Regions from separate parts of the Homo sapiens genome. Here region 1 is linked to region 2. The links are chromatin loops, found by intact Hi-C in ENCODE. Cell type or tissue: endothelial cell of umbilical vein. All regions are shown on one strand. Each heading gives the region's core, and the rest is flanking DNA. Links, peaks and the distances in the headings are about the cores only. Region 1 holds the start of ADAMTS18 (ADAM metallopeptidase with thrombospondin type 1 motif 18). Region 2 has its middle 61 kb from the start of NUDT7.

Region 1 (16,850 bases), core at 8,116-10,615, 220 kb before region 2:
AGTACTGATATGACACTCAAAGAAAATCCTTATTGGAGCATTTCAGATTTTTTGCATTAGAGATGCTCAACCAGAATATATTCTGCAAATATTCCAAAATCCTCCCCAAATTGAAAATCCACAACACTTCTGGTCCCAAACATTTCAGATAAGGAATAACTCAATTTATACATACTCTGTGACTCAACAACTTTATTCTTAGGCATGTATCCAACAGAATGTGTCCATACGTTCATCAAAATGCATATACAAGAATGTTCAGTCATAACAGCCCCAAACTGCTGGTGGGGGTGTAAATTAGTTCAACCATTGTGGAAAGCAGTATGGCAATTTTTCAAAGAGCTAAAAGCAGAAATACCATTCAACCTAGCAGTCCCAGTACTAGGTATGAGAAGAACATAAACCATTCTACCATAAAGACACATGCATGTGAATGTTTATTGCTGCACTATTCACCATAGCAAGGACATGGAATCAACCTAAATGCCCATCAATGACAGAGTGGATGAAGAAAATGTGGTACATATACACCATGGAATACTATGCAACCATAAAAATAAACGAGATCAGGTCTTTTGCAGGAACGTGGATGGAGAGCAAGGCTATTATCATTAGCAAACTAACGCAGGAGGAGAAATTCAAATCCCACGTTCTCACTTATAAGTGGGAGCTAAATGATGAGAACTCATGAACACAAAGAAGGGAACAATAGACACTGAGGTCTACTTGGGGGTGGAGGGTCGGAGAAGATAGAGGAACAGAAAAGATAACCATTGGGTACTGGGCTTAATATCTGGGTGATGAAATAATCTGTACAACAAACCCTTGTGACATGAGTTCACCCACGTGACAAACCTTCACTTGTACCCCTGAACCTAAAAGTTTTAAAAAAAAATGGATAAAAACATCATGAAATCTTCATACAGAAAAATTTTATGATTCTACTCATGTGAAATTTTGATAATATTAATCTATTACTATGAGATTATTAATTTGAGACAATTGATAAGATTTCCCATCACTCACAGAGTGAAGTCCTGAGAGTGCTAAACATGAGGAGGCTAAATTTTGCTGAAAATAGAACAGCTATAGAGAAATTATTCCCTGCCAGGAACTGCTATGGCACTTTCCACATAAGAAATAATTGAATCCCCACTGCCCTGTGATGTAAACTCTTGTTATTCCCATCTTAGAAATAAAGAAACTAAGGCATAGTTAACTCTACTTAACACAGAGTTAAACAATTTGTCTAAGGTCCTATGAGTAAATGCTGGTCTGAGAATTAGAACCTGGGCAGACTGCTTTCAACTACTGGTATGTGGAATGGGATAGTTTAAGCCACTACGGTGGGTTGTGTAAACTCCTCCTTTAGGACACCGGAATAGACAGAAGAAAGAGAAATACAAAGGGGATGCTAAGTAAAGAGAAGGAGATGTGCCACAACAAAACAAACAAACAAACAAACAAACAAAAAAACAAGATATAGTCATGTGTGCACACACAGGGGCATGTAACCATGTTATAATATATAGGTCAATGGTGAGCCATGTTCATCATTTTAAATAGACCAAAGAAAGAATACCGTGATTGTGGTTGTAATGAAAGGTTTTAGCTAAATTTCAGGCCATAATAGGGGGAAAAAATTAAAAAGTAACTGAAAGTTTCAACTAACAAAGAACATGGGAGTCCGCATTCACCCGTACCCAAGCCACCCCTCTTGCTTTGTGCCATGATGTACCATGTACATTACTCACTACATCCTCACTTGGGCTTTCTCACATTTTCCTTCTTCTGGCCATGCCAGAGCACAATCACCATGTGTCTCAACACACACAAACTCTTCTGTCAATTCAAGACACTTCTCAATCACAACACAGAATGAAATCAACCCAGAACAACATTTACCGCCTCGTATATTTGATTGAATCCTGAGAAGAGTATCATTTACACTGATATTCTTGGCCTGGTGCTCAGCAGATGAGGATTACATAGGGAGGAAATAACACTGGTCCCAAATGCTTTTAAAAGGTTCTGCTTCCCTGAATGCCACATTTAATCCTGCCAGCCCAGGAACACAGCACCCCACATTCTAAAAGGATGTCTTATGTGAGCAGGACACCAGCAACAGATTAGTTCAAAGAAGACAAAAGGCCTCCCTTCAGCAAAGTGAAGGTTGATCTTACCAGTGCTGCTGAATGCAATTTCGCATTGAAATACAGTTTTCCCATTTCAAAGCCATGTAGACGCATGAAGCTTGTTAGATTTATAGAATGCCTGGTCTCCCGGGACATTACAAAGCGAATGGCATCCATCAAGTTAATTTCCTTGGGGATCATCTCAAACATGGAGAATGAAAAGTCCCAGACCATTAAACATCAAAAGATTGTTCTAAATGGTAATTAAAGTTCTATTATATTTTCTTTTTCTGGGAGCACATTAGATTAATTCAATTGAGAATATTAGAAGTATCAAGGCTGACAGTGTGAATGTGTGGAGTTGGCTGGAAGAGCATTTATATTGCAGACATCTGTTCATTCAAGTTACACAAAACACGAAAGAGGGAGCTCAACTCAGACTGGGGTGTACTTACCAAGCCAGCACACGTAGACACAGCGACAGAGGAGGAGCTGTCATTTCTGATAAATCCCTGATAGAAGCATTGCTGCACCTCGGGTTTCTGAGTCTCTGAAGCACCATCTTTTCCAAGTACCTGGACAATAAAGTGACTGCTCAAAATCGCCGAGGGCTTAAGTTCTAAGTGCAGTTCCTGTCCAAATGCTGAAAATCGGTAGTGCAGGGAGCTTCTGGCATTCTGCGCCGATCGCTTTTTCCTGCCGTTGTGCAAAATGTCGTGTGAAATATATGACCCGGCTGAGTCTACTTCTACTGGCGTGACAAAGACGTAATCTGCAATGGGAAAAGTTCAGCTGTCAGCACCCAGAGCCCACAATTCCAAATGGTCTCTTTCCAGCAAGCTGGCAAAGAGCAACACAAAGCTCAAAGATATCTTTGTTCCTATTGCCTTGCACCTAGATCAAATATAATTCAGAGCAGCACAGGCAGCAGAAGACCTGTCTCTACAACTAACTCGGCCACAGTCATTTCTACAGGTGCCCGAAAGCCAAGCACAATTTTGATGAATTTCATGGATGTCTGTGGAAAAATGTAACACCTCTCATTGTCTGGAGAGAGATTTAGAACATTCTTTTGATGTTTAATGGTCTGGGCCTTTTATAATATTGGCCACAGAACCATTCATATATATAAAATTTAATTTTTTTGAAGATAAAGTTAATAAACATAAAACTACAAAATCGGGAAATTTCTTCAAGGAGGTTAATTTCTCTGTGCTTAAACTGAATCGGGAACATTTTGGCAGAGGCAGAGTTTACATTTCAAGTCCTAACTCACAGTGTGGGGTAGCCTCAGATGATATTTCAGATCATTAACAAGCAACAGCATTTTCATTTTTCCAATATTATTTATGTGTGATAAGAAAACTCCAGCACTTGTATCACCCTTAGCATTTTACTGTGAGCTTTCACAGGGATGATCCCATTTAATTGTAAGCATAAAATACAGTGCATGCACAAAAATGCCTCAAAATTGTCAGAACCCTCCTATATAGTCTGATGTATAAAATTGCTCAGGCATGTTGGTGGGGGAGTGTCAGATCAGGGGACACCTGGAAAGGCATGTTTAAAAATACCTTCACCACTGCTCCCTAGAGCAGTACTAATTGCTGAATGTTCCAAAGAGGAGGAGCTAAAATACAATTTGCTATTTGAAAAGCAAAGCCAGCACACTGTTTTCTTTCACCAAACATTGAAGCTGAAAAGCATCATCCCACAAAATGATTTGGAATATGCCCTCTGTGCATTAAAAAACAGCCTGCATTTCCACTTTCAAGGCACAGAATGGGAAACTACTTTGGAAAGTGTTTAGAAAGCTGTTGAATAATGACGAGGTATGTTTGAGTCACTTGGGTCCCCAGTTACTGGAGGAGGAAAAGGAAGAGAAATTTCTCTTTTCCCTAAACAGTCAACAACCTTCCCCCTCCTCCAATAAAAAAAAAAAAACTAAGGAATAGTGGAGCCCCTGTAGCTAGCAAAGATCAATGAGTGATGGCCTAATTAGGCTCACATTAAAAAAGAATTCTCCACAATAGACAATAATTTTCTTCTGTTTATGAACCATCTGTGACTTATTCCTTGGGCAGCTTTCATTTTTATATTCTTTATGTCCTCCCACTCCCATTTTTCTTCTTGACTCCCTCCTTTAACTAAAAATGCTGTATAATTGACATACATATTTTACAATAATGGGGGGAAAAGTTTTTCCCCTCTCTTAACCTTGAAAATCTGAGCCAGACATACAATATTTTTCTTCTCTTAAAAATCTGATACATTGCTTTAAAGGGATGTGGCTCTTGATTATGTGCAATTTCTTAGAGAAAGTCTACCTTCTCCTTCTGTCAAACTAAAACTTAACTATGAAAAAGATTCCTGACATATGCAGGAAGTCTGTGTCTCACCTTCTTGTCCCAAATCATCTGAAACTCTGCCTGCTCTTACTTGGAAGGCTCTGTAGGAACGTTATCCAGCCAGCCTTCTATGGAACCAGCCATCAAACGGCCCCAGACACCTGCTACCAGCTTGTTTCCAAGGGGAGAATAACAGGCTGTCGGTTACATTCGGTTCTTGATGGAAGAAGGGCAGTCAGTGTCCCCTGTAAAGAGTGATCTCTGATTGACCACTTCAGGAGGTGAGTAAGGGTGAGGTCCTTACAAGGTTGTGGCTGGGTCGGACGTGGCCTCCAGCCATCTGATCCTGATATAAGAATGAGGGGTGGTTTTAGAAACTGCAGCCTCTCTGTTTGGACAAAAGGTGAATCCCTTCTCCATGACTCCATCCTGCCCCACTCCCCATTCCCCTGACAAGAAAAGGAGATAACCTTGCAAAACTAAAAATTACAGAATTCTAAAGAATCCAGGTTGAGCTGTAAGGTTTTCCTAGACACCTTGCGTCAGGAATCAGCTGTTCTCCTGTAGCTGATGGGAAACAATCAAAACAAGGATTTCCCTCTGGGCTCCACTGGGAAGTTAATAAATGTCAGAAGTGAGGGATTTTCTGGAAGTTTGTGGCTGGCGAACGTCAGAAAAGATAGATAAAGGACTCAGAGACCTGAAGTCACCTGCTTTCCTCTCTCTAAAAGCAGCCTTAGACATCCGTAAAACAAGGGAAGCAGAAATGAAAAAAAAAGAAGAGATAGAAAAGGAACAGAAGTCGAGAGAAAAATGAGGAAAGATGGAGAGAGGAAAGAGGCTCACATTCTTTCATCTCCCACTAAGAATTAGCTTCCCCCAACAAGAGTTAGGAGAGGGAGGAAATAAGTAATTCCTTAGTTAATGTCCACTTCCCTTCGAATTTCTCACTGCAGTTAGGATTTTTTTTTTTTTCTTGTTCTTCTTAACAAGCCACCTGTGAAGGAGGGAGAGTATTTGCTTTTATGTGACTTGCAGCTCGGGGCGTTGATTCTTTTGATAAGTTCAGTCCTTGCCAACCTTCCCCCCTCTCCAAACAGGAACCATTTCCAAGACAGCGCACACCTGCCAGGTTAGGGGGTGCGCTTTTCCATCTTTTCTCTCTTTGGGGGAAGGAAGGGTCAAAGTGCTGCGAAAGGCCCTTCTTGGGGATGGGGGGCAAATACGAACCATCATTTAATCCGCTGGCGCCGCTGCTGCTGTCACTGGCTAAGGCCGCGGCGACCGACGCACAGCAGAGGCAGCACAGCTGGAGCGCCTGCAAGAGAAAAGGTGACATCGCGCGTGAGGGGCGCGGCGGGGCTGGCGTCGGGCGCCCCCTGCCACCCGCTCTCGGAGCTCCGCTCGGCGGCACCTGCCTTGGCCACGCGCCCCAGTCCCGCCAGGCCCCTCGGCGGGCCCGAACCCGCAGCCGGGAAGGCACACGCGAGCAGGAGGGCGCACTCCATGGTCAGGTGCGGACGCGGCGGCTGCGGGTGGCCAGACGCGGCAGGCGGAGCGCACGGGCGGCGCGCATTCTTTCCGCGGCCCCGGAGCTCGGCGCCCCAGGTGCGGCTCCAGGTGAGAGCCGCCGCCGTTCACATCGCAGCGGGGGCGCGCTGGGACCTCCCCTCCTCCGGCCGCCTGCGCGCCCTCCCTTCTCCCGGCGCGGGCCTGCCGAGCTGCAGTTTGCGGCACCCCAGAGGGTACGGGGGGCTCCCTGGGCCGGGACTGGAGCGCAAACGGTTGGGAGACTGTCGGTGTCTGCCCGCCCGTCTGTGCGTCTGTCTGTGTCGGTGTGAGCGTCTGAGGCGATGGGGAAGACAGCGCCAGCTGGCTCCCCCAGCGCGCCGGAGCCGAGCGCCCGCCTCTCCACCGCGCGGTGATTGGCGACCAGCGGCTCCCGGGCTCGTCCGAGCCCCCGGGCTGGTGCAAGGGCGTGGGATTCCCGGCTCCAGCTCTGAGGGAGGGGGCGAAGGGGGCGGGGAGGCTGGGTGGGAGTGATAGGGAGGGAGGGACCGACCGCCATGAGAAGGAGGGGAGCGCCCAGGGTCAGGCTTGGAAAACGTAATTTAAGCGCACTGGGAGATGAGTTCGGAAGACGAAAGGCTCAGGTGAGTGGCGCGACTTTTTCGCTGCCTGTGCAGACTTCTCATTTTCAACTCTTCTGGCAAAGAGTCAAGATAGCGTCCTCAACACCTCCTAAGTGCTGGGAGCTATCCCCTGCTGTATCGCATTTGCCTCAGGCCCTACCTTTTTCAGGTGGGAATTATTAATTCCTTGATAAAGATGAGGAAAAGGAGGCTCAGATGCGCACAAGCTGACCTAGCTTCCCAGAGTCAGCAAATCTGAGGCAGCCGGGAGGACCAGAACAATGAGCTGTCACTGTCTGCAGCATGTAAAAACTCATGGCACGCGGGGGCCTCCCTCTTCTCCCGGATCTCTCTCTCTCTTCTTGACGTGACCGTGCTTCCCACTCTTCGAGATTGAATCTTGGCCCCAGATACCCAAACCCACAGAAATCAGTTATAACAAACAGCGCACGCCATCACTAGGAATGTGCATCCAGTTTGCTGTGTGCCTGTTCGTTTACTCAAGACATTTATTTGATCCTTTGATCCCTGTTTGCAGAGGTGAACAAAATACAGTCTCACGGGCCAGTGGAAACGAATCTGATTGGATAGCTCGACAACGGTAATAGAAGCAAAATGAACACAAATACTAAAAAGGAAAAGAATAGTCTCCTAAATTAGATGGCAGCAGAATCTAATTTAGATGGGATAAGATGTGTGTGTGTGTGTGTGTGTGTGTGTGTGTGTGTGGGTGTATATATACACACACACATATATATACACACACACACGCATACATACACGTGCAAGGCATCTGTTAGGAGCTGACACTTAAAATAAGGCCAGAGAGAGTGGATCGGTTTTATAAGGGAAGAGGGGAGTAGGATCTTGCATGTTAGGACAGGGGGCACAGCATAAGTGAAGGTCTCAAGGTAGTTAAGTGATTGCCACGTGAAAAGTGTTACAGGCCAGAGGAAGAAGCAAACACAGCAGTTGCTGGGTCAGCTGGACCTTGTAAGCTGGGGCGAAGCATGTTGGAAACCATTAGATTTAAATGAATGTGGGTTTGTGTATGTGTAGGAGGCAACATCATATCCAATAATAAAAAAATGTGAACCATTTTTTGAGCGAGTGTAGGGATTGGACGAGCTGAGGCAGGGTCAGAGAGAAACAAACCACGCAGCTGTTGCTGGCATGAAGGGGTACAATGACAGTGTCTTGCTTGGACCAGGGTAGTGGTAGTGGAAGTAGATGTATTACTCTGCTCAGTCCTGTGGGTACTGAAGTAGTTAACATGAGGTCTATGTCAAGCCTCGATTAAGTGATAGCTCAATACACATAGTCGGTTTTATGGAATGCAGCTGGGAAGAGGTAAACCCAGGCTGTAGCGGCAGAGAAGGTGATGTGTCTGCCTAAGGAACATGAAGCTAAGCCTCACAGAACATCAGGGCTAAACAAATCATTTGGGTTTCCCTACTTAATCTGGTTAAGCTCTGTGGCCTCTGTTTTATAATCTGTAAAATAGGAATCAACATGCTACATCAAAAGGATAGCCTGAGGGGTAAGTGAATATATTTTTCAAAGCACATTATAAGTGGACTTTAAGAAGTGATGGTGTATTTCTGTTATTTCATACATCCTGTGTCAAACTTGAATATACGTCAAAATCACCTGTAATGCTAGCTTAAAAATGCAGATTTCCAGGCCATGAAGCACTGTGATTCTGATTCCATGGATTTGGTGTAGGGCCCAAGCATGCATTTGTAGTAAGCACTTGTGGGTGATTCAGACACAAGTGACTTAAGTGCTTCATATGATTCCATGAAGAACTGGACACAAGAGGAAACTGGACATCAAAGACATGCAGTAAAACACTGCTGGAGGTCACATCACCAAGCAACGGACTGAATAAAACAGGAGACTGGGATTGACAGCACTGTCAGCGACATCATCAGGTGAACACTGACGGAACCTGGAGGGTGAAGGGCTTGTCCACACTCAGCTAAAAATAACCATGGCCCTGATTTGTGTCTCTCCATTAAGATACATTTGCATGAAATTGTCCATATTTTTCTGATCCTCCTCTTTTAGGGCTAACAATATAGGTTACTTGCCATGGTCAGGGCTGAAGTCTCGGAGAACAACCCTTAACTATGCTCTATGCTCAATTGTGGAATTTCTCAATCTCAGCAGTACTGAGATTTGGGCTGGATAATCATTTGTGGTAGGGGCTATCATCCTGTACATTATAAACATAGGATGTTTAGCAGCATTTCTGGCCTCTACTTCACTAAATGCCAGTAGCAGCCCCCAAAATGCAACAAAATGTTGTGAGATTTCCAAATGTTTCCTGGTGGGTAAAATTCCCCTAGGTGAGAACCTGGATAAATAGTACAGATTCCCAGTCCTATTCTGTGACATTTTTTTGTTGAGTGCCCATTTTTTTTTGAGAGTCTAGAGGGCTCCTCTTGAACCTAATGTAAGTAGTTTATCCTTAACTGATTTTACAGCTCTTCTTCCATACCCCAGTCAATCTTTGCTCTCCACAGATTCAAGTCCTCCATGATTGGGCACAGAAACTGAGACTCATTTCTTGCATAGTTCTAGACCTGGAAGATAAAAACTTGCAGTTCCATTCATTTGTAGATGTCTAGTCTCTTTTTTAGGGCTGATAAATACTTGCAAAGCCATAACTTCTGGGATGATTTTATACGTAGTTTTCCAGGAACTGGCCCTGCAATATGTATAAATTGTCTCTAGATGGTGACAGAGAATCATGAGCCCATGCTCCAGTCTTGGAGTTATAAACTGCAAAGTAGCTTTTAAGTTACTTGGGAATGTCAGTCTTACCTGATTTTAAAATGATAAATCTAGGACACTACAATGGCTATCTGAAGTTTGCAATAAACTAATGGGGATATGGGGGGGCAGAGCTCATCGCTGATGTGTTGTATTCTGTCAGACGTAGCCCAGAATATGCCACGTAACAGACATTCATAAATGTTTGTAAGAGGAGCAGAGGGAGGGAGGGAGGGAGGGAGGAATGGGGGGAAATTTGAGATAGAGAGATCACAGTGTTTCACTCTTAACCACGAAAAATATTCCTCCTTTCTCTTCCTTTAAAATCAATGGTACAGTTCTAGGCATTGATTTTCTTTTTCTACTGACATAAGCTTTTTTATTTTTTTATTTTTATTTTTATTTTTATTTTTTTTGCCAAATAACATTAAGATACTTGCCTCCTCCTAGACAGATCAAAAAATAAATGGCAAACCACGTTGCTTACTCACTTTCCTTTGTCCCTGGATTCATGAAGATGCAAACATCCCTTCCATGGAAAGTAAGAAACACTTACTGCCTCTTCCGGTGCAGTTGACTTTCTGTGCTATGACTGACTAACTCCTTATTTGCTCCTCTCCTTTTCCGTCAGCGAGTAGAGGGAAACTCTTCCTCCTCTAGCTGCTCAAAGCTGCATCAAACAGTGGGCTGGGTCTTACTGAACGGGTGTCCAGTACTTTCCTGTAGAAAACATTTTGATGTCCAAAGAGATAGATGTCCATAGTCACACATCTAAACCTAGAAGAGGGTAAAATAGAACACAAGGCTTAACTTATTTCAACACAGTAGCCAAAAGGAAAAGAGAGAGATGGAAATGGATTTACCTCCTTGAAGGCCTAAGACCTAAGGGCTACTTTCTGGTCAATGTCTCAGAAATGCAGTCCAGTTAGCAACCCAGACCTCAAAAACAATGGGGAGGAGAGAGAGGAGGTGAAAGAGAACAGAGCAGCAGGTCCTAACTGTTTTCCCTCCAGAGATAACCATCCAGAAAGATAAAGAGTTTATTTTGCCACACAAAGAATGAAATTCAAACGAGTGACAGGAAACAAACTTCTGTTTACTTATTAGCAACAATACAGGAAGCAGAACCCCTTAGTTTAAATAGTTTTATAAATAGATCCATCATCACACACAATTTAGCAATTACCAACTGCTCTCCTTCACCTGCTATTTATTCTTCTGCTTAACTTTCTGAGGACGTTGGTATCCATTTCTTCCCTTTAAAACCTGTGCTTGTCTGACTTATCTATCTGATAAGGTTTTCTCTGCTCATCTCATTTTCTCTGTTTCTTTGTACTCTGGCTGCATGGGCTTGCTTTCTTTGGTCTATTTTTAGTCGTTTCCCAAGCCCTACTATTAAAAGTAGCATGCTTGCCAGAGGCTGAAGAGGTAGAATTAGAACTAGACTTCTAATTTCCACAAGTGAACTGGAGGCCAAGTTCTGACCTCTCTGCACAGTGAACAGTGGTATATATTCTTTGTAAAAGCTCTGGAAAATATCAGGCTGCCTAAGAAAGGCAAATAACTTTTGTTTACATGGAGTATTTTCTCCTTCTTTTCCACTATCATGAGCCCATCATGAACAAGCTCAGATGTCTGCCCCAACGATTCTCAAACTCTCATCTCTAACACCATCTTGGCCCCACTAAGCCTTTGTCCTGGAACAGCAAGGATTGGGTACTACTGCTAATCAAGAACACCCAGAACATGGTTAGAAATACACATTCTTGGGCATCCCTATAAGTATTTCCATTAAGTGGGTCAGGATTTCTGATGTAACTAAATATTATCACAAACCAAGAATTATGACCCACAGTACTTGCACTTGAATGCCAGCAACACCTCCTAGTCAATAGGACTTAAAGCTTTTGGATGCTTTTGACTCATTTCTTATTCGTGGAGGAAGCAAAATATAGCAGAAAGAATAAAGGGATTTAAACCTGGAGTTGTTGGCTGTCCTCCTGAGCTGCAAAAAGAAAATACAGATAAAAGTAGAAAAGAAAGGAAAATACACAAGTTCCAGTCTGAGGCCAATATTTCTGTCTCTTCTCCTTTGATCCTTGAAATCACCACCAGTTAAGCCAAGAAATCTTTCTCCAACCCTATTTCCCCCTTTATATTAGTCTGTTGCATTTCTATTTCTTTCATTGAAAGTTGTCAGTACTTTTACTATGTGATGTTAAACATGAAGTCTTAGCATGGCCATCTCTAACACAGGGGAGCAATGCCTACCTCACATCTATTTATTTTCATGAGGATTGAATAAGGCAACATACGTAAAGTGTCTAATGCAAATCCTCAACCACTACTGCTCAATGAATGGTAGTGTTCTTCCTCTTTCTTAACTTTCCTTTGATTCTTATTCCTGTAGCCAATCCCTTCCTAAGGCTGTGAACTCTTGTGTAGAGGTGAATACTTCAGTCTGAGCCCTGATATTGCCCATTTGATTTCAGAATTGCAATTCCCAGAAACAGTGACTGGGTGAGCATTAGAAAATGATGTTCCCTATTGCATAGGCACAAAAAACGTGACCAAAAGTTGGAAGCTATGAAAATTAGGAAAAGAGCAGCCCTCTGGGCTAATAAAGTCTTGTGGGGACAGAATGAAGAAGCCTAAGACCTACTGGATTTCATTTTAGCTCACCTCAAGGCAGGATACAGCCATTCATCATGCCCAGCATGGGTTGCCATCTCCTTAGCCCTTTTCTTTTCTTTTTTTTTTTTTTTTTTGAGACAGTTTCACTTTGTCACCCAGGTTGGAGTGCAGTGGCACCATCTCAGCTCACTGCAACCTCTGCCTCCCAGGTTCAAGCAATTCTCATGCCTCAGCCTCCTGAGTAGCTGGGATTACAGGCACCCGCCACCAAACCCAGCTGATTTTTTGTATTTTAGTAGAGACCAGGTTTCACCATGTTGCCCAGGCTGGTCTCGAACTTCTGAGCTCAGACAATATGCTCGTCTCAGCCTCCCAAAGTGCTAGGATTACAGGCATGAGCTACAGCACCCAGCCAGGCCTTTTCTCATCTTAGATTGGGGAACTAAATAGGAGCAAAGATTCAGTCCACCTACTTCTATGAACTGCATTACAATTTCTAAGCTACCAATTCTGCTTTTTTCTTCCATTTACATGCATCCTTTCCATGTACTCACACTGTCTCCGGGGGCTCTTTCAAAAGGCTTGGCTGTGAAGGTGAAGATAAGTACATTATATCCTTTGTCAATTAACATTCATTCTCAACAACCTGCAATCTGGCTTCTGTCCCCAGTCACATGTTCTTCTAAATAAAAGTGCAATAAAGTTTATGAATAAATGAATAGAAATAGAGAGATGTAGACCTTTCTCCTTTCACTCAGAGAGAACCATTAAAAATGCTAGAGAAAGAGAACCCATGCTAATCTTTAAATCATTGTAGCATTTGAAACTAATGACCACTGCCTGTTTTTTGAAACCCTCTTACCTCCATAGCTTCCAGGTCATTACTTTGTCCTGTTTTTCTGAGTTCCCCCCACGCCTCTTTTTTTTAATTTTTACTGATAAATTTTTTTTGACCTTTTTGTCTCTTAAATATTGGGCTTCAGACTTTGGTCCTTATCCTTCATTTTTTCTCACAAGGTAATCTCCTCTTTTCCTGAGCAATCAGGGCCCATCTGATCTGCTGATGAGTCCCAGGTCTATTATTTCAGCCTAAATTTCTGTGCCAAGCTCTAGACACTTATTCCCTACCACTTACAGAGCATTTTTAACTAAATGAATTCGGAGGCACCTTAAACTTGATAAGGCACCAAGCATAGGTCATCGGCTATTGTCCATATGCCCAGAATCCCAAACTGGGAAGCTTGGGAGTCATCCTAGGATATGGGGGGTGTAAGGAGTCACCTAATCATGCTTTCTCAATGACTCTGTTCCTCTCCATACTCGTTGCAATTACCTTATTTCTGACCATTAGCATCTGCCACCCTTAAAGACTCAAAAAAGGAATTGTCTCATCCAGGCAGACTTCCCTGACCACCCTGGCTGAGCTAGGCTGGATTAAGCACACCTCCAAGTGTCCCCATAATAACCCACCATTCCCCTATGGTCTCTGTCATAAAAATGAGACAGTACAATAGAGGCCGTGACCACCAACCCAACTAATGCTGCTGTGTCAGCTGTTTAGAGCAGGGAGATGTCATTGCCATCTTTGTTTCTAATACTAAGGGCTAGCACATACATGCTTGATAATATGTTAAATTGAAACCTCATTGCGCAGAAGGAAAACAATCCAGGCTGTTGAAACAGGCACTTTGAACCACCCCTTAAGCCAACACCAACTATGGAATCTTACTACTATTCCTGCACCCCATAAGGGAGAACTTCCATGACCAAGCAGGTTCCATACCTGCCTATCAACTATGTCCAGAGATTTTATTTGTTTTTATTCCTTCCCTCATTCCCCAGTTTTTTCCTCATTTTCATTCCATCTCTCACTCTCCAATACACAGTGGTTTCTTTTTCTCCTTCCCTTTTAAACTAAACTGTACATTATTGTTGTTGTTCAAATAAGTCTAAGTGCCTTGAGACTTGCCCTCACCTATTTAGCCATACAATTCCCCACCTTAGCAGATCTTCTCAACCTTGGTGCTCATTGAGCAAGTCCTGCCCCCGGAGATACTGAGTTAATGGGTCTGAATGCACATTGGAATTCTTTTTAAAGCCCTCTGGCTCCAGGTGAATATAAGAGCCAGCCAGATGAGAACCAACCATCATCTAGCCTCTCTGTGATCAGCATGTAGTCCCCAGACCATCAACAGCAGCGTCACCTGGGAGCACATTAGATATGCAAAGTCTCAGGTGACCTACTGCTTCCTGCATTGGAGCCAGACCCCCAGGTGAGTGTGTGCACACATTAATGTCTGAGAAATGCTGTTGTAGAGTCACACAGAAACTTGACAGTAACAGGATGCACTCGGAGAGTCCCCTGCCCTCAGTAACCTTCAGTTTCCCTCTCTACATGATGGTGAAAATAATAGTGCTGTCTCACATGGATGTGGGGATCATGATCATCAGGTGAAATGCCACATTAAGCATTTGTTAAGTAGTAGCCTTGTTACCATTCTCTCTGTCTCCTTTATCCCTCCGCCCGATGTGGTGGGGGTGGAGCAGAGCAAGTACACTGTTTACTCCTAGGATGCTGGCTATGGGATCCCACGAAGCACAGCTAATAGGAGGCTTGCAGATGCTGCATTCACATCCAAATTAAACATTTCCCATTATAAGCACACAAACAGGTTGCAACTCCCTTGACTTTCTGCATCACCCAAAACACCCACCACGATCTGGCCTCTGGACACCCTGTCTACCCAGTTACGCAGTCACCATCCTGCTGAGAGTGCCGTGTGAAGCTGCACCCTATTACACAGGCAATTTGTTTCCAAGAGCTGCATAGTGACTTGGCCCCCACCACGCGTGAGACTGGTGTTTCCACAAGACTGCAAGGCACAATTTCAAGAGGCAGATCATTTAAAACTAATTATTGGAACTCAACTGGCTTTTACAAGGAATTAATTTAAGGAATCCAAGGTGCCAGAGGGAGAATAGTAGAAGAGATGGAGTGGGGAGGGACATGTGTCTTATTTTTAAAGCAGTCTGGGATCTATTTAGAGAGGTTGCAAACATAAGGGTTGTGTCCAGAGAGCAACCTAGTACTTTATATTGCTCTCTTTCTGCAGGGTCCCACCGTCCCCTGTGATTGGATGGAGTGTCTCGCATTTTACATTGTCCCTGAGAGGAGAGGAGCCCTTTGGAAAAGTCTGAAAAGCTAACATTGAACTGGGACATAACAGCAGCCTTGGGACATCAGAGCCTGCTTGTGCCTGCTCTGCACTATTGGATGTTTTTATGTGTACTACATTAAGAGCTTCCATCTCTCTGGACAAAGGGGAGAAGCGCTTCCGTGGTGGGTGGCCCCAATTAAACCCTGTGCCTAGTGAGTTTCCGCCCAGGCTGACTGGAAGTCAGCCAGGGCTGATTAGAGAGCAGGTACCTCAAATGGCCCAGCACGGCCATAATGAAATAGTCCTGGAAAATTGCTAAATGACATAGAGGAAAATCATTACAATTGAAATGCCTCCCTCCCCCTTACCCTCTATAACATAAAGAAACACTTCAGAATTGCCTAAATATTGCTTTGCCCAGTGAGTTAACTGTATAGTAAATGAAAGATCTCTCACAAACACACAGCTTTGAGCATACTGCTTTAATTATGAAATGTTTATTTTGTTTAAAAGCACATAAAGAAGACAAAAACAGAATAAAGAGGAAACAAAAGCAACTTTCCCCTTCTCCACCCCTAAAAAACAAATAAATTGTCACATACACTATAGAATCGACTAGTAGGCTTAATATGGAAGGATTTTAGATATTTCTTCACTTAAAATAGTAATAAGTATTTGCTTTTTATGACAAAATCAATACAAGCTCTTCCTGAAAACATTGAAAAACACAGAAAAGTATAATGAGAGACTAAGAATGGCTCAGGTGCTGTGGCTCATGCCTGTAATCCTACCACTGTGGGAGGCCAAGGCAGGAGGATCCCTTGAGCCCAGGAGTTTGAGACCAGCCTGGGCAGCATAGTGAGACCCTGTCTCTTTTTTTAAATTGAAATGGAGTTTCACTCTTGTTGCCCAGGATGGAGTGCAATGGCGCAATCTTGGCTCAGTGCAACCTCCATCTCTCGGGTTCAAGCAATTCTCCTGCCTCAGTCTCCCGAGTAGCTAGGATTAGAGGCATGCACCACCATGCCCAGCTAATTTTGTATTTTTAGTAGAGACAGGATTTCTCCATGTTGGTCAGGCTGGTCTGGAACTCCCGACCTCAGGTGATCTGCCCACCTCGGCCTCCTAAAGTGCTGGGATTATAGGAGTGAGCCACCGCACCCAGCCTCTGTCTCTTAAAAAAAAAAAAAAGTAACTCCGCAGCCATTCATCCACCCCTCAGAAATAACCAGAGTGAACATGATGTGGTATATCTTCCTTCTGTAAACACTGTTTTACATAGTTGAGAATGCATTGTGTATACTTTTGTGTTCTACCTTGACTAGTACTATATATGGAATATGTTGCAGATGTTAAGATTCCCTGAACAATTATCATTAATGGCTGGGACATAATCCATTAAAGGAGTGTAACGTAATGCACTTAGCAAAAATTTGGATGTCCCTTTGTCATGGGGCTACTAAGCTATGATAAGCAGTAGCAACATCTGCACCATATAATGGGGAAAGGAAATGGGGACTCATGTTCCATAGGGTCCCCAATCCTTCAATCCTCCACCAACACCGTAAGGGGGTTATTACTCATCCACTTTAATAGATAAGGAAACTGGGGCTCACTGATAGGTGAGATCACTGGCTGAGGTCACAGAGCAAGGAGGCAGAGCCA
Region 2 (16,850 bases), core at 6,270-8,769:
ACTTACGTGTGTGTGGCTCTACTAGTATTTCCAGGTTTACACCACACAGATGCCCTTCAAGAATTTTTACCACTGAAGTCCGCCTTCTCTCCTGTAGACCAGCATTTCTCCAAGTGTGGTTCTTGCACCCTCTGGATCAGACTCATGGGCAGTGCTTTGAACATACAGATTCCTAGGCCTTGTTCATTGGAACCTCTGGGAATGATCTTGACTATCTTCATTATTTATTATTTATTTTTAAACTTAATTGAAAGTTCCAAGATATGTACGTAGATGTTCAGGTTTGTTACATAGGCAAATATGTGCCATGGTGGTTTGCTGCACCTATCAACCCATCACCTAGGTATTAAGCCCCAGATGCATTAGCTTTCATTTTTAAAGCCTCCTCTCTACTCCAGCAATATACACACACACCAATGACCAAGTCTTACTGCCCAGTCTATGATCATGTTCTGAGACTCCTCCAGCTCTCCTGTCACCCAAATGTCATCATTTGAAGTCTGTCTGGAATTCCTCCTCATTCATAAAACCTTTCCAGATTCTACCCTCCAAAAATAACATGTTCTTGTTTTGAATTATCACAGCATTTATTTCTATACATGATGACTCTCCCTAATGTTTTCAAGCTCCGTGAAGTGAAAGTTAGTATGCAACTCATACTAGTATCTCCAAAGCTACCTGTCACAAGGCTTTGCCTGGAGTTAAGTGCTCAGTGAAAGTGAATTGAATAGACAGCATGGTGTCCAACCCAGTGTTTTTAGATCATTTTGATAAACCACATGCATTAGACTACCAACCTGACTCAGGGGAGGAAGAGGAGGGAAACTGACAAAACAGACCTTGATCTCTTTCTCTCCTCTCCATTTTCTGATTCCTGCTGCCATCACCATCCCAGGTTGCCTCTATTCCTTAGCTCAAGTCTTGGGAAGGATGCAATGAGTGGGAGCCCTTCCCTACTTCTCTTTAGCACAGTTGAGACTGGTGATGAAATTAGGTTATTTCTCTTTTAATTTAAAAACAAAAAAGTTTATCCATATAGCAAGCACAAACAATGTAAAATCGTCATGTTTCCCTGTTAGAGGCTCCTGTATAGCCCCAGTGACTGGAACAGTTTCTCTGGCATCTTGGCTGACTTCTGGCTGTGTGAGCCCTGCAGGTTGATTGCTGTGCTCACTGTAGCTTTGCTAAACAAAAACCAATCACTCAATCTGCTCCCTTCTTAAAGCACCCTACCATTTTTTGCTCCCACCCACCCACAGTCTCTTTATAGCCTGGATTTTGCTGAGAGGGACATACCTCATCCCTAGGCAGTGACAAGCCAGATGGCACTAACTATTCCCGTGTAATTTCAGACCCAAGAGTATGATCACATTTCAATAGGATGAAAGTAATAATATTCATTTTCCATTCATTCTCATCTCACTATTCCATGTCACTCACCCTGTAGTTCTTCAAACACACCAAGCTCTTTCCCATCTTAAGCCTGTGTATAAGCAATTTCCTGTATGTACAATGCCCTTTTCCCCTATTCACATGAATATATGAATTATTCCTTTAAGAATCATCTTTTCTTTTAAGCCTCAGTTTAAGTATTCAGTCCTCAAAAGAGGCTCCATGGCTGTATTTTTAAAGTTACCTTTCCCAATTCTTTTTCTACTTTAGTCCCTTTATTTCTTTCCTAGCACATACCATAGTCTATAATTCTTCTATTCATTGTTTTCATTGGCTTGCTTTTTGTCTGTATTTCCAAAAATGATAGAAACTGAACAAGATCAAGAGTTGTACCCATCTTCTTCATTTCTGACATGTAGTAGCAGCTCAATAAATATGTGTTGAATGATGGAATAAAATACACAACATATAACCACAAGGAAGAAAAGGGAGTAACAATCAGATACATCAAATCTTTTATTCATATAGTGTGCAATTTTACAACCAGGAAATAACTTTTAATTTTCTAACAGTTAAGATCTCCATGTTACCTATATACTTTGGATTATTTTGCTGTCAAAAGAAATAGATCCTTTTCCTTCTGCTAGGTTGTGACTTACCATAATATTTATTCTATAGTCCCTTAAGAATAAATCTCTTTTATTCCCACTGAACCCAACTCCTAGAGATTACAACTTGACATCCTTATGAGACATCAACACAGGGAAGACAACTTGAAGAAGCAGATGTGGCTATTTTAGAAGAAAAAAGAATTTCCACATACTGTTTTAACTTTGCAAGTCTCAAAGAATTCTTTCATGACAATACACTGAGAACTACTTCGTGAAAATAAATAGCCACAGAGGAATATGGATTTAATTGCTTGAAATGCTGCATTAGCTAAAATAAAACAGCTGTGATCACATTCTGGGGTAAAAACCATTGTTCAACAAAGAGTTCTATTAAAGATCACCCCAGTGATGAGTCTTGTTCTCTCAAACTCAGGCATGCCACTTCCTGGACCACCAGGGTAACAGTGATTTCAATTTGGGGGGACATCTGAGTTGGAGAAATGTTGTCTACGCCATAGGGCACAGGACTGCTTAATAGATTTTTCTTTTTTCCCCCAAATACAGAGCTCAAGTTACTCAAAATTACTCAGCAAAACAAATTCCTTTCATATTTCTATAATCCCAGGACACAAGAAAGGTGCTGGGCTGGCAGCTTGGACTTTCAGAGTTCCAGTTTACTCAAAAATGAGACGAATGAACTAAAAGATGAAATGAAGAGCAGAGTTTGTCCAAGTTCTTCCTGAGCAATCTCAATGAAGAGACCTTGGTCCCCAAGAATATGTCTCCAAGGTGGTGGTATTTTATATTTCTCAGGGTCAGAAACCACCTTGAGATACTGACAGGGCCATAGATCCCTCCACCTAAAATTCTCATGTATGTATCAGCACATAGTTTGAAACCCAACTTCCAGAACGTCTATAAACATCTAAAATTATATATGGCTCACAGGCTCAAAACTCCCATTCTAAAAAAAAAACAGAAGTAGGGCTTGAGATGGGAAAAGCCAAGAATTCAAGTGTTTTTTTTCCACCAACCACTATCATGTATCCATTTTAAATGCCTCTACCACACACCAGTCTCACCCCTAAGCCCTTCGCTGACCATTTGCAAATTTGACGCACAACCAATAGATCAAAGAAAGCAGATAAGTAGAAAGGGAAGTTGAAGGGAAGGGGAGCAGAGGAGCTTTTGAGCAGAAGCTCGAGTTGCAATATTCTGTAGAGTCCTACATTATTAATGTTATCCCCTTGACCTCACAAGCCAATGGTTCTCAAAGTTTAATATGCGTAAGAGTCAATCTGGGAAGGACAACTTAACATGCAGATTTCTAGGTCTCCCCTGGCGTCTGATTCAAAAGGATCTTATTAATATTTTATTAAACACTCAGCTGAAGCTAGTGGTCGATATCCTTTCATCCCCTGCTAAGGGAAACTTCCAGGGAAGAGCTGTAGGGAGAGGTTGCTAGAGGACTCAGCAACTGAAAATTGCCCAACGACTGATTATCAGCTAATCAGGAGCCTTAATTTCATCTGCAGGGTCCCTTTGCCATGTAAGATAACATATTCACGGGCGTGACGGCAGAAGGAGGAGGCCGTGGAGACTGAAATCTTTCCTTTGCCCACCTTTCCCACTTATTTCTCAAGACTCTCCTTCTCCGAGATAACTCTCTAGTGATTTTGCCCCTCGAAAATGACTCGTCCCTTTTTGAATTCCTATTATACCTCGTTTCGCTGTTTATTGTGAACAATAAGCTGGAGATAATATCTTTCACTTGTTCTCTAATTAGTTCATGTTTCTTCTTACCCAATACCCGATTAATAATGCTTTGGGAGCAAAACATGCTTTCAATGTCTCTTCATCTCACACAATATATAACCAATCACAAGCACAGAGTGGGTGCAACCAGCACTTGTTGCTTTCACCTACCCAGCATCTACTCCCCTTTTCTCCTCATTCTACCCTGGTAACAGCATCTCAGTTTCTTTTTGGAGAACTGCTTTCCTCCAGCCCGCATCCTTTTGTTTCAGATGGGGCTAATCCCACCGCCATTCCAGGGGAGGGCAGATGATCTGGGTTGGGCCAATCAGCATAATCCATTTCCCTGGCTGCAGTGATTGGTTCATTATCATCACCTGACCTTTGCCTGCTAATGAGATTTCAGTCTCAGAACTTTCGCAAGTACGACCGAGGAAGTTGCTGAGTCATCTCTTTCCCTGTAAGTTGCTGGGGTTAGTGAGCTTCTGTCAGCCATCTAGTTACCACTAGGGGAAGATCTGTTCAAGAATGGAGCAATACACATTTAAGCAGGACTGAGAGATACAGAGCCAGGGACAGAATCCTACAAACCTGGAGTATTAAGTCCATTTTCACACTGCTATAAAGATTACCCAAGAGCGGGTAATGTATAAAGGAAAGAGGCTTGACTCACAGTTCCGTATGGCTGGGGAGGCCTCAAGAAGCTTACAATCATGGCAGAAGGCAAAGGGAAGACACACATCTTCCTAGCAAGGTGGCAGGAGAGGGAAGTGAAGAGCCACAGGGAAGAGCCCCTTATAAAGCTATCCGATCTCATGAAACTCACCCACTATCATGAGAACAGCCTGGAGGAAACCAACCCCATGATTCAATTACCTCCACCTGGCCTCTCCCTTTACACGTGGTGATTATGGGGATTACAATTCAAGATGAGATTTTGGGTGAGGACACAGCCAAACCATATCACCTGGTTTCTGGATTCAGCCAGGCCAGGAGCTAACCCTACCTCCCGAACTTCTCAGTTCCACCCAGTGTCCACATTAATCTCATGCTTAATGAACATTGATTTGTTAATACCTATTTTTATGCCTGGGAAATATTGAACATATTTGGGTTCTGAAAGCCTACAAAATACCTCTTCACAAAATGTCAGTTGTTTACGTTGTTTGGTAAAGAAGACTCATGTGGTGATAAATTTTGACCTCTGGAACCACACAATTGAATTTGGATCCCAACTCTGCCACTCACAATTTGCATGACTTTGAGCAAGTCACTCAGAAATCTTTAAGCAGAGGAAGACCAGAGTGAAAAATGTGATTGAAAGATCATTTTCTGTGGATGATGGACTAAAGGATGGAGAGGTCAGAGACGCATTATTATTATTATTATTATTTTTTTGAGACGGAGTCTCGCTGTGTCGCCCAGGCTGGAGTACAGTGGCATGATCTCGGCTCGCTGCAACTTCTGCCTCCCGGGTTCAAGTGATTCTCCTGTCTCAGCCTCCCAAGTAGCTGGGATTACAGGCGCACGCCACCATGCCTGGCTAATTTTTGTATTTTTTGTAGAGACGGTGTTTCACCATGTTGGTCAGGCTGGTCTCGAACTCCTGACCTCAGGTAATCCTCCTGCCTCAGCCTCCCAAAGTGCTGGGATTACAGGCATGAGCCACCGCACCCAGCCAGAAGCATTATTAATGTTCAGGCAACAGCAAATGATATTTTAGAGTAATGGCAGCACCATGTAGGATGAAAACCAGGGAACAGACTGCAAAAATTGCAAGGCTTAGTGGCAAACAGAATGTTGAGTGATGGGGGAGATGAAATGAGGAGCAGACTTTGTCCAAATTCTTCCTAAGCAATCTTAGTGAACAGACCTTAGTTTGTTCACCCCAGAGGGTCAACAAAACTAGCTCAAATATCTTTATTTGGAGATGCTAAAACAAAGAGAGAAATACAGACCGCTAGCCAGGTAACAGGATGCTTCTGAATTCTAGTTTATCTGTTATTTTTGACAACGCAGTTTTGGGGTTAGATCTGCAGCTTCCTTCTTCTTGAAGGACTTGAGCAGCTTCTCACCTCTGGGGCAGCAGAGGAAGAGCTTTCTGGCAGGTGATGCTTTCATCTCTTTGAGTTAAAGCTGTGTTCACCCAAGTGTTAGAGGAGTTCCACTGGTGGTACGTTAGGTGTTTTTGGGTGGATCACAGATTGGCTGGCTATGCAGACATTAAGTAACTCTGAATGACACAGAAAGAAAAAGCTGTGTGAAGATGCCTGTCTTCCCTTTGCCTTCCGCCATGATTGTAAGTTTCTGGAGGCCTCCCCAGCCATACAGAACTGTGAGTCAAAACTCTTTCCTTTAAACTTTACCCACTCTTGGGTATTCTTCCTTTCTTTCTTTCTTTCTCTTTCTTTCTTTTTTTTCTTTCTCTTTCTTTCTCTCTCTCTCTCTTTCTCTCTCTCCCTTCCTTCCTTCTTTTCTTTTCTTTCTTTCTTTTTTTTCTGACAGCATCTTGCTCTGTTGCCTAGGCTGGCGTGCAGTTGTGCAATCTCAGCTCACTGCAACCTCTGCCTCCTGGGTTCGAGCGATTCTCCTGCCTGAGCCTCCTGAGCAGCTGAGATTACAGACGCGTGCCACCATGACTGGCTAAGTTTTGTATTTTTAGTAAAGACAGGGTTTCTCGAACTGCTGAACTCAGGTAATCCACCCGCCTGGACCTCCCAAAGTGTTGGGATTACAGGTGTGAGCCACCACGCCCAGCCGGGTATTCTTTATAGCAGTGTGAAAATGGACTAATACACTAAGTTAGTAGGACTCTGTCCCTAGCTCTGTATCTCTCAGCCTTTCAGGCGTCTTGATTATTTTGTTGAAGGGGAAAAAATGAAAAAAAATCATGTGGGAACTAAAACATCTTTTACACCTCTTTCTAGTACTTGCTAATTCCCTTGTTTACTAGGGAGCAGATCTCAGTTTCAAAACCTTGAGGAGGGCACAGTCTCTAGCTAGAGTTTAGTAATATGGTTGTGTCTTTGTTGAATTTATTTTTACACATGCTTTCTATTTATGGCAAACGGAACTTGTTTTCCCAATTATAATAGCTATATGCCTCTTTTGAAAATAACTTATTTTATCCTAAGTAAAATGACTCTGTTTAAAGGAAACTAAAGAAACGTGGCACACAGCCATGGCAGAAATTGAGAAAAGTGTCTACAAATGATGGCTGTCTAGGGCCACTGCTTCCAAAACATTATTCCTTGATGGTTAAACCTCTGGCACTATGGCAAACATCATCTTAGGAGGTTTAGCACTGAGAACATCATTCCAATTATACATTGTAGCTAAAAGCCTACAGTGAGTAAAGGTGCCCTCTCTCTGGATAGCATATGCTTCTTGGCACACTTGTCCTACCCCAGGAAGAATCTCTCAGCACTGCTGGGTGTCTGCCCCTAACCTGTACTGAGAACAACCCTGCTGTGTATGCAGCATTCTTGTGGGAGCCTAGTGCGATCTCCTCAACAATGCCTAAACAATCCAGGAGTTTGTTTCACTCATTGTGAATAAACACGCACAGCCGCGATCTTTGGAGATGTTCAGGCTCTTGCTCCCAGACGCCCACCCTTTGGCTGCCCATGGGATGGAAGCATCAGCTCTTCCCAGACGCCCGCCACTCTTCTGCTGAACATTCATTCACACGTGCCTCAGGAAAATCTTCGGACACGCACATCAAGCCATCTGGCATGGGAGTGTTTAATTTTGAGAGTGATCTTTTGTTTATTGAGAAGCAGACTCTTCAAGGGGAAAAAAAAATCACTTCTGGCTGACGAGAAGAGTTCCAACGCTACTAAACTTCTCCCCCTAGTGGACTTTTCAATGAGGCTTGCAAATCACTCTGAACCAGGAGTCCAAAGACCATTGTCATCGGGGCTTGTAGCTTTTGAATTTTACAAAAATGGCATTAAAAAACAAAAAAAATCATTAACCATGTGCATTCCCCTGCCGTGTGTGTGTGTGTGTGTGTCTGTGTATGTGTGTGTCTGTGTTTACTATATAACACCAACTACATGACATTCAGGAAAAGGCAAAACTATGGAGACAGTAAAAACAACAACAACAAAAATCAGTGATTGCCAGGGGCTGAGGGGGAGGGAGGGATGAATAGAGAATTTTTTTAAAAAGATAATTTTTTTGGCCGGGCGCGGTGGCTCACGCCTGCAATCCCAGCAATTTGGGAGGCCGAGGCAGGCAGATCACAAAGTCAGGAGATGGAGACCATCCTGGCTAACACGGTGAAACCCCGTCGCTACTAAAAATACAAAAAAATTAGCCAGGCGTGGTGGCGGGCGCCTGTAGTCCCAGCTACTCGGGAGGCTGAGGCAGGAGAATGGTGTGAACCTGGGAAGCGGAGCTTGCAATGAGCCTAGATCGCACCACTGCACTCCAGCCTGCATGACAGAGCAAGATTCCGTCTCAAAAAATAAATAAATAAAAAATAATAAAATAAATAAATAATGATTTTTTTTACAGAAGTCTTAGGTTTACAGTACAATGGATAGGGAGGTAGAGACATATCCATATACTTCTGACATACATATGGCCTCTCCCATTATCAATGTCCCACACTAGAATGGTATATTTGTTATAACTGATGAATCTACAATGGCACACCATTATCATCTAAAGTCACAGTTTACATCAGGGTTCACTCTTTATGTCCATTCTATGACTTTGGACAAATACATAATCACACGTGTCTATCACTTGCATCATACAGAGTAATTTCGCTTCCCTGAAAATCTTTTGTGCTCCACCTGTCCATCCTTCCCTCCCACTTAATCCCTGGTGATCCCTGATCTTTTTACTCTCTCCATAGTTTTGGCCTTTCCAGAATGTCATATAGTTGGAATTTTATAGGATCTAACCTTTTCAGATTGGCTTCTTTCACTTACTAATATGCATTTAAGTTTCTGCCATATCTTTTCATGGCTTGATAGCTCATTTGTTTTCAGTGCTAAACAATATTCCATTGTCTGAATGTATACAGTTTATCCACAAACTATTCATATTTACCTTACTATATCCTATTAAAAGATATCTTGGTTGCTTCCAAGTATGGGCGATTGTGAGTAAAGCTGCTATAAGTATATCTGTGTGCAGATTTTTGTATAGACATAGGCTTTCTGAGTGTGGTCTCAGGTCAGTAGCATCAGCATCACCTGGGAGCTTGTTATAAATGCAGAACCTCAGGCCCACCAGATCTGCTGATTTAGAATCTGCATTTCAACAAGGTCTGTGGGTGATTTATGTTAAAGGTTGAGATGTGCTAATGTAGAATACCTAGTTATGGAAAGTAAAAAGTTCTCTTCAAAGTTTCCATTCTTGTTAAAGGATAATAATAATAAATATTAGAAATAATAGTTTCTTTTAAAGACTTTCTTGAAAGCCTTCTTGCTTTTTGCTAATAACTCTTTGTTAAGCCTTATCCTATGCAGCTGTTAGACATAAGGGAATAAGTACATTCTATGTCCTTGTACTTTAACCAAGATACTTGTGGTAGACATGCTCACAGGCACGTAGTACATTCTATGTCCTTGTACTTTAACCAATATATTTGTGCTAGGCATGTTCACAGGCAAGTTCCAGCTCACAGCCTATGCCCCTTCCTTATTTTGAAATGTTATTACTTTTCTAAGTCCTTTCGCAAGCAACTTCCTCTTTTCATTTTGTTCTCCATTGCCTCTACCGATTTAGAAAAGTTTTGAGTTATTAGCCAATCAGGTTTAGCTTAGACTGGGAGGTCCAGCTCCAACCAACAGAGATCAGACACAGCAGTAAGCACCCAATGCGTAAGGGATAAATATTCCTATCTTTCCTTTGTTCATTGTACTCTCATGGCAAGATTGCTGATGAGCAGTACCCTTTCTGCAGAAAGTAAAGTTGGCTTGCTGAGAAAATTTTTTTGTCTGAATGTTAATTTTTCCTTGTGGTAGCAAGGAACAAGCATTTTATTTATAACACTGGTCCCTATCCTCAACTTGATTTCAGCCCATTAGAAAACTTGGGGGGAAAAATGTCTTTGGTGGAGTTACATGGGAAGAAAAGCAGCAATGTGCTTAACAATAACAAACTTCATGTATTGGGCCAGGTGTGGAGGCTCCTGCCTGTAATCCCAGCACTTTGGGAGACCGAGGCAGGTGAATGAACTAAGGCCAGGAGTTTGAGACCAGCCTGGCCAACATGGCAAAACCCCATCTCTTCTAAAAATACAAAAATTAGCCTTGCTTGGTGGCGCGTACCTGTAATCCCAGCTACTTGGGAGGCTGAGGCAGAAGAATTGCTTGAACCTGGGAGGCAGAGGTTGCAGTGAGCCAGGATCACACCACTGCACTCCAGCCTGGGCAACAAAACGAAACTCTGTCAAAAAAAAAAAAAAGAACTTCATCCTTTTGATTTCATTTCTCAGTTTCTTTACTCACAGCTTTTCCCAACTGAGATGTCTTTATATGTCTTTATCTCTCCTCCATGTGTCCAGTTCTTGCTAAGTTTTTATTCACTAATTATCTCTGGGAACTTACCACATACCAGGCACAGTGTTACACACAAGGCATAGACCCCCCTTCAACACACACACTTTTTTTGAGACAGACTCTTGCTCTGTTGCCTAGGTTGAAGTGCAGTGGTATGATCATGGCTCACTGCCGCCTTGACCTCCCAGGCTCAAGAGTTCCTCCCACCTCAACCTCCAGGGTAGCTGGGACTACAGGCATGCACTACCATGCTCAGCTAAGGTTTTACTTTTTTGTAGAGAAGGGGTCTCCCTATGTTGCCCAGGCTGGTCTCAAACTTCTAGGCCCAAGCTGTCCCCCTGCCTCAGCCTCCCAAAGTGCTGGCATTACAGGCGTGGACCACCACACCTAGCAACCGTTCTCTTAGGCATGCAAAAAGTTAACAAGACATTACAGTTTCTCTGTCTTCCCTACTAGATTAAATACTGTAATGGGAGTAAGCACATCAGCTATTCTGGAAGGTGTCCGGGAGAGGGTAAAGAACTGACACTTGTCCTGCTCCATCCAGTACCAGACACTCTAGTCGGGCTGCACATCTGTCACCTCCTGTCTGCAGAATTTCTGTTATATAATTCTGTGTCAGACAGCTGCCATAGTACTTTAGGTCACAAGCCACTGGGAATTTGAACAGTGACTGAGAGGGAATTTCATCTTCCACCAGATGGTCAGGGAAGGGGTTGAGTTAATCTCATCTAGTTCCTAAGGGGTGGGGAACCACCTTTTATTGTTGGATTGTACACTCTAAATGAAGCCCCTAATCCTGAGATGGAACATGGGTTTCTTCTCACTTGTCAATCATGAATGTGTGTCAATGATTCCTGAAGCATTCTATTGAGGGATCCTAGAGAACATGCAATAAGGGGGAAAAGTTATTTTTTAAAAAATGCAAATCCAATCACATTGGATTTGCTTAAAATCTTTCAATAATTTCTCAATCCTCTTAGGTCATGGTAGGGATTTGGGTCTTTAGTGCATAAGTTCCTGAATGGCCTAGACTTTATTAATCTCACTAGCATTATCTTTTCTACTCCTCTTTTTGTTTTTGTTTTTAATTCCAGCCACACTTGCTTTCCTTCTGTTCTCTCTTAAATTCCATGTTCCCTCGTACCACAGGGCCTTTGCACAAGCTCTTTCTTTTTTCTTTTCTTTTTTTCTTTTTTTTTTTTTTTTTTTTGAGATGGAGTCTGACTCTCTCGCCCAGGCTGGAGTGCAGTGGCATGATCTTGGCTCACTGCACCCTCTGCCTCCTGGCTTTGAGCAATTCTCCTGCCTCAGCCTCCCAAGTAGCTGGGATTATAGGCACGCACCACTATACCTGGCTAATTTTTTGTATATTTAGTAGAGACAGGGTTTCACCATGTTGGCCAGGGTGGTCTCGAACTCCTGACCTCAAGTGATCCCACGCCTCGGCCTCCCAAAGTGCTGGGACTGCAGGCGTGAGCCACCGCGCCTGGCCTGCACATGATCTTTCTCAACCTCCTTTATCTGAAAAATTCCTGGTCATCCTTTGGACGTTGGTCAAAATATCCCTTTTTCAAGGAAAGTGTCCTCATCTCCCAGGCTGATCCTCTGCTCATGCATTCTCGGTGCTGCTAACGGCTCCTTCAAAATCCTTACCACATTTTCACTGAACTATTATTTCTATGATTATTTACTGGTTACCGCCATCTCCAGACCTCTGCTGTTCATTCTGGTAGCGCCTGGTCACATGTGGCTGTTGAATATTTGAATTGCCACTAGTGCAACAACGGAAATCAATTTTTAATTTTATTTAATTCTAATAAATATAAAAGCTGATACTTGATTTCCTTTATGGAAATTTTAAAAGTATGGAACAACTGGAGTATGCAAGTCTACTTTTTCAGGTGTAAATTTTATGAAATCTAAAACAGACCAAGTATTTCCAATGGAAACTTAGCATCTAAATTAACATGTGCTGTATTCGTAAAATATAGACTAGATGAAGACTTAGTATGAACAGTAATGTAAAATACGTTATTAGTATTTTTCATATTGAGTTTATGTTGAAAAGATAACAGAGGTAATGGAAACAAAATACATTAACAAATTTGTTAAATTAACAGATTTATTGTACCTGTTTCCTTTTACATTCCCATGTGACTCCTAGGAAATCTCAGTTACGTCTGTGGCTCACATTGTATTTCTGCTGGACTGTGCTGCTTTACTGTAGATTATAAGGAGAGTTCTTAAAACCAAAACCAAGCATCAATTTAAGTGTTCAGTACCTAGTAAAGTATTTGGAAAATAATAGATGCTGAATAAACTTTTTCTGACATTTAAATAAATGAATGAGTAGCCATCTTTGTAAAGGTGAAGAGAGGATATAGCAAGTTTTCCCTGTATTTTCTTTTTTGTTTTTTTCTTTTCTTTCTTTATTTTTTTTGAGACAGAGTCTCGCTGTGTGGCCCAGGCTGGAGTGCAGTGGTGTGATCTCGGCTCACTGCAACCTCCACCTCCCCGGTTCAAGGATTCTCCTGCTTCACCCTTCTGCATAGCTGAGACTACAGGCGTGCTTTTGCCACCACACCTGGCTAATATTTTTTTGTTTTTGTTTTTGGTAGAGATAAAAATTTCACCATGTTGTGCAGGCTGGTCTCGAACTCCTGAACTCAAGTGATCTGCCTGCCTTGGCCTCCCAAAGTGATGGCATTACAGGTGTGAACCACTGCACCGGGGCTGTCCTATATTTTCTAACTTTATGCTAATTTTTTCTTTGCCTAGCATAGTGCCTTGAAAACAATGACAATAACAACTACAACTGTCATTTTCAGTTACCTACTGTGTGCAAAGGACTTTTAACCTTGTATAAATGTTGTATAAATTAGGGACAATGTATATGAAGTAACTTACCCAAAATGACATTATTAGAAGACAGCATCTAGTAAACAATTGCTTGTCAATAATTGACTAAATAAACAAACAACCCCACGAAGCCCAACAGGCCTCAATTATTATCGAGCTCACTCAATTATTGACAAACAACAGAGCTTTGTGGGGTTGTTTGTTTTTTCACACAATTATTGACAAGCAATTCAAGAATCATGATAAAATCTTTCAAGATCTCTGTTGTCTTGGATATGAATATGATTCCTTCGATTTTATCTGATCTGAGATTGCTTTCCCCAGTTTATAAAAGCTCATAAGAGATTTTTAAGTCTGAAATTCTGAAATAGAAACAAGAAAAAATTATCTGTTAACAAGAGAGTAAGTTTCTCAGGTTACAATAAATTAGGTTTGGAAACACCAAACACACATCTGCCCTCAGGAGCTTGAGAGAAGGTCCTGTTCAATCTGTAATTTGCCCAAAGATACTCTAAAAACACCACAAAACCTAATTAATTAGGAATAGGTGAACTTCAACGTGCTGGAGCCATTGGGCACTTTAGGCTAATTATCCAGCCTTACAAGCATAAGGAAACACACTGTGTATTTGGCTACATGCTTTGCTCTCAACTTTTAAACCTGTATGTATATTTTAATGGCAATTTAATCCATATGGTTGAGATTATCTGCATTCAGTTCATCAGAAAGCAATTTCTGAAAGAAACTCCAATCTAGTAACTTCCTCAGTGTGCTGTGCCAGACGTGAGCTCCTTCTGTACAGATTTCTCTAGCAGAGCCGGCTGGGTGGTATTAACATTAATATTAACTAAAGGCAACATCGAGATTAAGTACAGGGACTCTTCAAGCCAAATAGCCTTGGTTCAAAAATCTGTATTTCACCACTTGGTGTGTGTGTGGCTTTGGACTTACTTTCCTGTTAGAGTTTGGATCTGTGTCCCCATCCAAATCTCATGTTCAATTGTATTCCTCAGTGTTGGAGGTGGGGCCTGGTGGGAGGTCATTGAATCATGAGGGCGGATTCTTATGGTTTAACACCATCCCCCTTGGTGCTGTCACCACGACAGTGAGTTCTCATGAGATCTGGTGGTTTAAAGTGCTTGGCACCTACCCCACACCCCTCTTGCTCCCGCTCCAGCCATACAAGATGTGCCTGGTTCCCTTTCACCTTCTGCCATGATCGTGAGCGTCTTCAGGCCCACCCGGAAGCCGAGCAGATGCCAGCCTCATGCTTCCTGTACAGGCTGTGAAACCATGAGCCAATTAAACCTCTTTCTTTATAAATTACCCAGTCTCAGGTATTTCTTTACAGCAATGCAAGAATGGATGAATTCATAAAAGGGGTAAAGTAACAATAACCCGTGTGGGTTATAGTAAAGATGAACTGAGTCCATGTAAAGGCTTCCCTCTGTGAAGATTCTGTAAGCCAGACACTGTTCTAACCATTAGCTATCAGTGTTATTATTAGGCTCCGTTGCAAGTGACAGAAAAATAACACTGGAATGGCTTGTACATGATGGTTTATTTCTTTTACACATAAACACAGGCAGTCCAGGGCTGGAATGATGACCCCATGCTCATCAAGAACCCAGATGCTTTGTATCCTGTTTCTCTACCAACATCAGCACACATTTCTCACCCACTGATCCAAGGTGACAACCCCAGCTCTAGCCAATTTGCCCACATTCCAGCCAGAAGGAAGGAAGAAAGGCAGAAAGTCACATTTCCTTCCTTCAAGACTGCTTCCTAAGATTGCTTGGGGCTAGGAGTTCAAAAACAGTCTGGGCATCATAGTGAAACCTTGTCTCCATAAAAAAAATAAATAAATAAACAATTAGCTGGGCATGGTGACATGTGCCTGTAGTCCCAGCTACTCGCTACCCAGGAGGCTTGAGACAGGAAGATCCCTTGAGCCCAGGAGTTCGAGTCTGCAGTGAGCCACAATCATATCACTGCACTCCAACCTGAATGACAGAGTGAAAGCCCGCCTCTAATTTTTTATTTTTTTAAGAATGCTTTCTAGAGGTTACACATACCCCTTCTGCTTCTATCCCAGTGAATGGAACTTAATCTCATGGCCATGAGTAGTCTTAAAGGAGACTGAAGAATGTAGTTTTTTATTCTACAATTTATTCTATTATTATGACTGTAGAAGAAAGAGAGAGAACACATACTGAGAACATCCAGCTGTCTCTGTCACAGATTTGGAATAAAGGATGAAACACTCCATCCTTGACAACAAGCTGTGTGCAGATCTGCCATGCATACTAAATGGAGATCTTTGGAAAATAGAATGTGGTTGGAGAAAACTACATCTTTAACTCAGTACGCAGCAGTCTCCACATGCTGTTTGTTTATAAATCCCAAAAATATATGCTGCATAAGACACTAAATAAATGTTGATTCTAATTATTGTACAAAAGTGACCACAAATCTCCTCTTCTTTCCACTCTCACCAGAATTATATCCATGGAAGATCTTCAGATGCTTGTGGATTTAGAAAGAAAAGGAAGATCACAACTTCTCTTGCCACACTCCAAAGCCACCTTCTAACCCTCTTTCCTCTATCATAACTGAGAAAGTGATGATGCTCCAGCAAGCTCAGGGTGCCCCTCCAGAGACTGACCACAGATACTTGTGTTAGACAAGACACCTTCCAACCCTGTCTGCATCTTTACAAATAAAAGATGTTGACAACACACCCATAGATAATAGGAAACATATTTTTGGCCAGTGAGTGAGCTTTTTTGGTCAGGCTTGAGGACTGTAGCAGATATTTGTTGGAAGCCTTCCCAGCAGCCCACTCCCCTTTCTCCTTCTGAACAACAAAACGGTATTTCCCAGCCTTGCAGTGAGCCTTAGGATTGGCTTAAGCCAATCAAAATGTGTGCAACTCTGTGTCCACAACAATTATTTCAGAGTTGGGCATGTGATGGAATGAGATGTGAAGATGTGGGAGCCTTGGAGAAAGAAGTTTCAGTCGATGTTGCCATTCTCTTGGGATCACAGAGATACTCGGTTTCAGTTGGGGTTTCTGTTAAGTAGTATTCTCACCAACACTGAGCCATGAAAGGAAATGCTGGCAATATTTAACAGGAGACAAACTAATCAGGAGGCCATAAGTGAACACTTATGATACCAGGCGTACCAAGATGGAAATGCTACTCTACCATTTTACCACTTGTGTTATTTGAAGGAAACACAGATGCAGTTTCTTAATCAGGAAACTGGGGATAACTATATTGATCTCACAGCATTGTGCATATAATGCCAGACAACATAAATGAAATTGCCCAGTGCCAAGCCTGTTTCCCAGACACAGAAATCAATAAGGACACAGATAAAAAGAAAAAGAAAAATTATGTTTGCTGAGTGGCTGGCTACTATAAAAACAAATTGTATATGGAGAGTCCCCATAAGGTACACCCAAGGAGGCAGAAGGGCAGAGCTAGGATGAGCAGCTTGGATCCCCAGACTTCACGTGACAGGACATGAACGACAGCAATCCCAGCCACTCTGAGTAAAACTTACATACAGTAAACAGAAAATACGTTTTATGGCATAGTTCTGCAAGTTGACAAGCACATTCAGTTGTATAACCATCATCACACTCAAGATATGGAACAGTTCTACCATCCACCAAAATTCCCCCATACTGCTTTGACTCCTT

The links. Peaks named below come from ENCODE experiments on the same cell type or tissue, not always from the same donor. Only the 100,000 strongest peaks of a DNase experiment are listed, where the experiment ranks them.
Region 1: a loop joins it to region 2, with 15 times the contacts of the local background. A loop is called at or near these places in 3 of 110 quality-filtered maps.

What each region holds. Positions count from the first base shown.
Region 1 is chr16:77,428,705-77,445,554 of GRCh38, forward strand. ADAMTS18 (ADAM metallopeptidase with thrombospondin type 1 motif 18) reads right to left here and starts at 6,330. Exons shown (of 23, transcript NM_199355.4): 1 at 5,902-6,330; 2 at 5,714-5,801; 3 at 2,591-2,907. The coding sequence starts at 5,991. RefSeq lists an enhancer at 6,026-6,526. In endothelial cell of umbilical vein, for the core only: a CTCF peak has its summit at 9,349; a DNase peak (open chromatin) is centred at 9,377.
Region 2 is chr16:77,653,006-77,669,855 of GRCh38, forward strand. No RefSeq gene overlaps it. Among named protein-coding and RNA genes, the nearest start is that of NUDT7, 61 kb to the right of the region's middle. In endothelial cell of umbilical vein, for the core only: a CTCF peak has its summit at 7,601 (motif pointing left); a DNase peak (open chromatin) is centred at 7,556; H3K27ac peaks cover 673 bases.